Linked DNA regions of Mus musculus: region 1 is linked to region 2. The links are chromatin contacts, found by POLR2A ChIA-PET in ENCODE. All regions are on one chromosome and are shown on one strand. Each heading gives the region's core, a stretch centred on a gene start or an enhancer-like site at or near the end of the contact. The rest is flanking DNA. Distances are from core to core; before and after follow the strand shown. Region 1 holds the start of Cebpd (CCAAT/enhancer binding protein (C/EBP), delta). Region 2 holds the start of Mcm4 (minichromosome maintenance complex component 4).

Region 1 (2,841 bases), core at 137-2,636, 250 kb before region 2:
GGTCAGCCTACTCTGGGATCACACACATGAATTAGTCATGCTTTCCCGTGTTCCTTCCGCGGGCAATAGAGACCGCGAGGAAACGCGTCCATCTCCTTACCCCGTGTGGGCAACGCACCTGGTCGGGTGGCTCCCAGGTGCTTGCTTTTCCCTGGTGAAGTCTCAGTATGTTGTGTGCGGGAGAGAATGAACATAGGAAGCTGCAGCGATTTAAATGCTTCTTTATTCTTACAAATACTGTAAAAATGAATATAAAAAGCATGCGCAGTCTCTTCCTCTTATCTACAAAAGTCTGTCGGAAATGTCTTTTCTACAAATGTACCTTAGCTGCAATGGTAATAAGACGTAGAAAATGCTACCATTATAAAAAATAATTTAAGGGGAAAGATTAATATAGCTTCTCTCGCAGTCCAGTGCCCAAGCTGCAGCTTCCTGTCGCTCGCAGGTCCCAAAGAAACTAGCGATTCGGGCGGCGTCTGCTCCCCGCTGTCGGGGTCTGAGGTATAGGTCGTTCAGAGTCTCAAAGGCCCACGCCGCGCGTTACCGGCAGTCGGCGCCGGTGGGCGGCAGGAAAGGCGGGCTGGGCAGTTTTTTGAAGAACTGCCGGAGGCCAGCCAGGTCCCGGGTGAGCTGCTCCACGCGCTGATGCAGCTTCTCGTTCTCGGCCGACAACTCCACCAGCTTCTGCTGCATCTCCTGGTTGCGGCGCTTGGCCTTGTCGCGGCTCTTGCGCACAGCGATGTTGTTGCGCTCGCGCCGCTGCCGGTACTCCGGGCTGCCGCGGTCCGGACCCCTCTTGCCCGCGCCCTTTTCTCGGACTGTGCCGGGCGCGAGGCTCGGCCCCGGGCTGCCTCGAGGAGGCTCCGGCGAAGTGGGTGGAGTGGGCTGAGCCGCGGCCGCCAAGCTCACCACTGTCTGCGCGCACACCGCCACTTGCGCCGGCAGCAGGGAGCCCGGCGCGTCGCCGTCGCCCCAGTCGGGTTCGCGCTTGAGCGGCCCCCTAGCGACAGACCCCACACCCGGGGGTCGCGTAGGGCCGCCCTGCAGCAGCTCCAGGCCGCCCGCGCCGGCCGCTTTGTGGTTGCTGTTGAAGAGGTCGGCGAAGAGTTCGTCGTGGCACAGCTCTAGGGTGGGCACGGCGGCCATGGAGTCAATGTAGGCGCTGAAGTCGATGGCGCTCTCGTCGTCGTACATGGCAGGAGTCGTGGAGCCCAGCTCCCCCAGATCCCCTGGCTCGGGCCCTCGGCCGGGCTTGTCCACCCTGCCTGGCTCGTAGAAGGCCGCGGGTTCTGTGGGCCAGGGTGTGCCGCGCACCGGGCTGTCCAGGCTGAAAAGCGCGGCGCTCATGGCGGCGTCGGCCGGACCTGGCGTCCAAGTTGGGCTGTCACCTCGCCGGGCCGGACCGCCGCCTTTTCTAGCCCCAGCTGACGCGCACGCCCCGCCCCGGCCCCAGTGGGTCGGAGACCGGAGCGGGGAGGGACTGGGGTGCTGCTGGGAACGACCCGCCCTCTGCCCGCACTCCTTGCCTTCCCTCCTTCCTGTTTGTGCGGTTTGGACCTACTTAGCCGTCCAAGCCTGGAGCGAAATGAAAATCTGGATTTGGCCCCGACACGCGCAAAGCAGGACGCCTTCAGACATAGCAAAGGCGGAACAGGGATCAAGGCTCCGCAGCTCGAGTCCTGGCACCTCCGCCACGAGACCAGAACTAGTGAACCGTGGTTCGCGGACCCGGGCCTCAGCCTCCGGCGGTCCAGAGTGAGCGCAGCCAGTGGGAGCCTCCTGAAATTCGAACCCTCTCCAGCTACACCTCTCGGAGTGCCCAGGCCCAGCTGCCGTCGAGGTTAGGTTCAGCAACAGAGCCTGATAGACGGACAGATCAACCGGGCTCCCCGCTGACCACAAAGCCAACGGAAGAGTGATGGCCACCCTAACCGCGGTGCGTTTCTCCGCACCTGACAGCGGATCTTGGGTGCTCTGGCATTTCTTCTTGGTTATTAAAGCTGTGCCACCTGGTGGTAGCATAGCATCTTGCTGTTTCTTTTTCTTGCAAATTGTACCCAAAAGGGATATTATTCTGAAATTGTGGCTTGCTGAGAGAAAGCTAAGATTTACATCAGTACTCACAAAGAGGTGTTAAGTTGCCAGCTCTTCAAAATTCGTGAAAAGATGAAGAGAAATTTCAACCCCAGCTACTCAAACCTGATAGGCTAGGTGGGTAGTTGAACCCCAGGAGTTCAAGTGCCTGATGGCCTGTCTCAAGCAAAAGTCAAGAAAATCATCTGTCCAAATTCAGATGTGTCCCTCATATCCCTCCCCTAATTCATTCCGATTCACCAGGTGTTCTGACAACAAACATCAGCTGATTTACACAGAGCAGCCTAGCTCCTACCTTCAGTTCCTGAGGAAAATCCTAATGAGGGGCTGTGGAATATTTAATGGCTTTTTTTGGAAAAAAAAGGTAAACACAGCCTTGGAATTTCATAATGATCAGTGATGTTTATAAATGGCATATGATGTTGCTATTGTAACTAATTGCCTCTGGGGTTAAAGCCAGCGCACATGTGATATGCATGCACAGGAAAACCCTAGGAGACGTTCGTGGTTCTTAGCCCTGGATGCCATAGAAGCATGATTAGAGAACACGTGTTTATCCCTCAGAGAGACCACATTCCGAGGCTGTTTTCAGTGAGACAACATGCTTGTTTTGATACCTGGGTCCACTCACTACGTTTATGAAAAGTTGTGTTTACAAGACAGCGGGGCCAATTAGAATGTCTCAGAAGGACAGGCTACCGTGGCCACTATTGGGCCGCACCTGAAAGCTCTGTGTATTCAGAAACC
Region 2 (2,951 bases), core at 48-2,547:
TCCCACCTTTACCTGTGTTGTCATTTTCCATATAAATAAAGGGAATGTCCCTCCCTCTCTCACTCTCTCTCTCTCTGCGCCTTCTCTTTCTGCCACCCCCTCCAAACCTCTTACACGTGGAACTGTTTTTGGCCCAGTGTGCTGTGTTCAGATTCGAGCCTCTATTTTAACACATCAATTACTAAATGGTTAAAAAGAGCAAGGCACGTGTGGTACCTCACATCTATAACCCCAGTATTTGAAGGCTTGTTCTACATACATAGTAAATTCCAGACTATCTTGGGCTATAGCCCAAGATAGGAAATACCTAACCTAAAAAATAAAAATGTCTACAGAATTGCATGACTTTCATTAATTTTTGCAATTATTCTGAAAACATGGTGCAACGAAAAAAGGATTTTTGTCAAGGTCCTATTGAGTTCAAGCGAGTTTATTCTGGAAGAAAATACTTCCATCTTGCACTCTCATCCAACTTTGGATAAAAATGACTACCAAACTTGGTGGTCATTTTCCAACACCTGTTTTAAAGCATCTTCCTCAGATACTAGGAAGAGAGCAGTATACACATCTACCAATTCCATAAACTTTACGGGACGTTGACTACACGCACCACGGAGAGAAACGCTGAGCCCTGCGTCTAGGGACCTTACCCACCCTGCACTGCAGAGCTAGTGCTCAGCACGCACTCCTGCCCCAGACTACGAATCAGCTGGTAACTGGCCCCGGCAGCACTGCAGCGGTCTGCTGCGGACAGGAACTCCTGCAGCTGCAGTAGCCAACACCGTACGCCGGTTCCCTCCTCCGCCATCACGCCGGCACCGCTTCGCGCATGCGCGTCTCAGCACTCTAGCCAGCTCTTCCCTGAAGGCCCAGCCGGAACTGCTCCCTTATACTCTCGCGGGGGTGGGGGGGTGAAGACGCGCACCGGCCTGCAGATCTGTAGCGTTTAACATGTACACATCGGAATGCAAAGGGACAGAACCAGTCTAACCATGCGGAGATATCACAGATTGGTGTTTGCACTCGGGACAACGCAAATGTAAACACACAAGGGAGTTGTGCCGGCCCCGGGTTTCCCGCCAAAACGCAATCCCGCTGCAGGCTGGCCCATCCAAGGCGAGGGGCGTGCAAGTGAATCTAGGCTGTAATTCCTAGGTAGCGGTCGAGAACTCCCCCTCCGGCTTGCAGTGGCGCCTTCCGGAGGCGGAGCTACACGCCTTTGCCGCTGTGATTGGCCGGAAACCTTTTCTCAGAGTTCACTTACGGCGCTTTCCGGAGGCGGAGCTACGCGCGCTTGCCTCTTTGATTGGCCAGGCGTCTTCGGTCGCTGTGACGACAGAGCGGCTGGCGGGAATCGCTTCACCCTGCGGGCCCAGGAACGTTCTCCTGGGTGGCGCAGAACCCTGACTCGCCGTTTTGTGCGCGTTTGCAACTAACCCGGATCCGAGGTACGAGAGGTCCCGGAGCGGGACAACTGAGAGCCAGATTTCTTTTGTCGCGCAGCAACCACAGCACCATGTCGTCCCCGGCATCCACCCCGAGCCGCCGCAGCAGCCGACGCGGACGAGTCACCCCAACCCAGTCCCGTGAGTTCCCTCCTTCATCTGCCCCCTTTCCGCCTCGTGTCTCTTCCCGCAGCACTGTGGAAAGTCCTGAGTCCTTCGAGCCTGGTGTGTGGTTGACAGGCCTTGAGCATATAGTAGCCTCTGTCACCCACATACTGGGCTCTCGTCTCCAGGCAGTCTGGCGTGGTCAGTTCAGTTGACCCACCTTTTCCTACACCTTGTCCCTCTGTTCCAGTTTGAGGGTTTTGGGGGGGGGGTGTTCTTGTTTAAGTAATATGACTACCCTAAGGCACTTCCTGGAAGACTAAGCTTGAGCGTTGATCGTCTTTTTTGTTTTGTATGACGGAAGTTCGAAGTGAGGAAAGCAGGTCGTCACCCAATCGGAGACGTAGAGGCGAAGATTCTTCCACCGGAGAGCTACTGCCAATGCCCACCTCACCAGGAGCCGACCTGCAGAGCCCACCTGCACAGAATGCCTTGTTTTCCAGCCCTCCTCAGATGCATTCTTTAGGTGGGTCAGCCGTCGGTTTTGCTGGTTTACCAGTTGCTATTATTCTGTGTGTACTGATAGATTCTTCACTGAAACACCTGAGGAGAGAAGCAGAGTTGGTACATTTTAGGACCTAGTGAGCAAAGAAAGCATACTTTATAGTAGAACTACAATTGGGGTATGAAAGATTGCAGTAAAGTATTCTGTTTAAATTGTCAAACAGCATTCCGGAATTGGGATTTGATGTGCTTATGGGGATTTCATGGTAAAGCTAAATATCTTGTCTTTATAGCTATTCCTTTGGACTTTGATGTTAGTTCACCATTGACATATGGCACTCCCAGCTCGCGAGTGGAAGGAACCCCAAGAAGTGGGGTGAGAGGCACACCTGTAAGGCAGAGGCCAGATCTGGGCTCAGCACGAAAGGGTTTGCAGGTGGATCTGCAGTCTGATGGCGTGAGTACAAAGCAGATCTCTGATGGTGTTACCTTGAGAGCATAAAGTAGGTCATCCCATTAACATGTTTCTATCCTCGCTTTCTCAATAGGCAGCAGCAGAAGACATCGTACCAAGTGAACAGTCTCTAGGCCAAAAGCTTGTGATTTGGGGAACAGATGTGAATGTGGCAACATGTAAAGAGAATTTTCAGGTAAGCTTATGTACACTAAAACTCAGTCTGAGACTTCGGGTGAAAGTATAACCTATGTGTGAATAGCCATGGTGCATAATAGCAGGTTGTTAGTGGTCTAGATTTTATTCCAGAAAAGGGATATGCCATGCGGAAAATGGTGATATACTTTTTTTTTCCTTAGTTCTTGGTATTTCAAGATGGTTTTTCTATGTTCCCCTGGCTATCCTGGAGCTGGATCTGTTAACCAGTCTTTCCTGGAGCTCAC

What was found. ChIA-PET counts read pairs that join two places held with the same protein, here RNA polymerase II (POLR2A).
Region 1: POLR2A ChIA-PET joins it to region 2 with 16 read pairs in embryonic stem cell. The contact joins the promoter of Cebpd here to the promoter of Mcm4 in region 2. POLR2A ChIA-PET finds 5 or more read pairs at or near these places in 3 of 5 experiments (Patski and embryonic stem cell).

The regions. Positions count from the first base shown.
Region 1 is chr16:15,885,831-15,888,671 of GRCm38, reverse strand. It overlaps Cebpd (CCAAT/enhancer binding protein (C/EBP), delta), which reads right to left and starts at 1,386. Exons shown (of 1, transcript NM_007679.4): 1 at 1-1,386. The coding sequence starts at 1,347. The coding sequence ends at 541.
Region 2 is chr16:15,635,746-15,638,696 of GRCm38, reverse strand. Mcm4 (minichromosome maintenance complex component 4) reads left to right here and starts at 1,297. Exons shown (of 16, transcript NM_008565.3): 1 at 1,297-1,586; 2 at 1,915-2,076; 3 at 2,348-2,511; 4 at 2,603-2,704. The coding sequence starts at 1,517. It overlaps Prkdc (protein kinase, DNA activated, catalytic polypeptide), which reads right to left and starts at 831. Exons shown (of 86, transcript NM_011159.2): 1 at 655-831. The coding sequence starts at 808.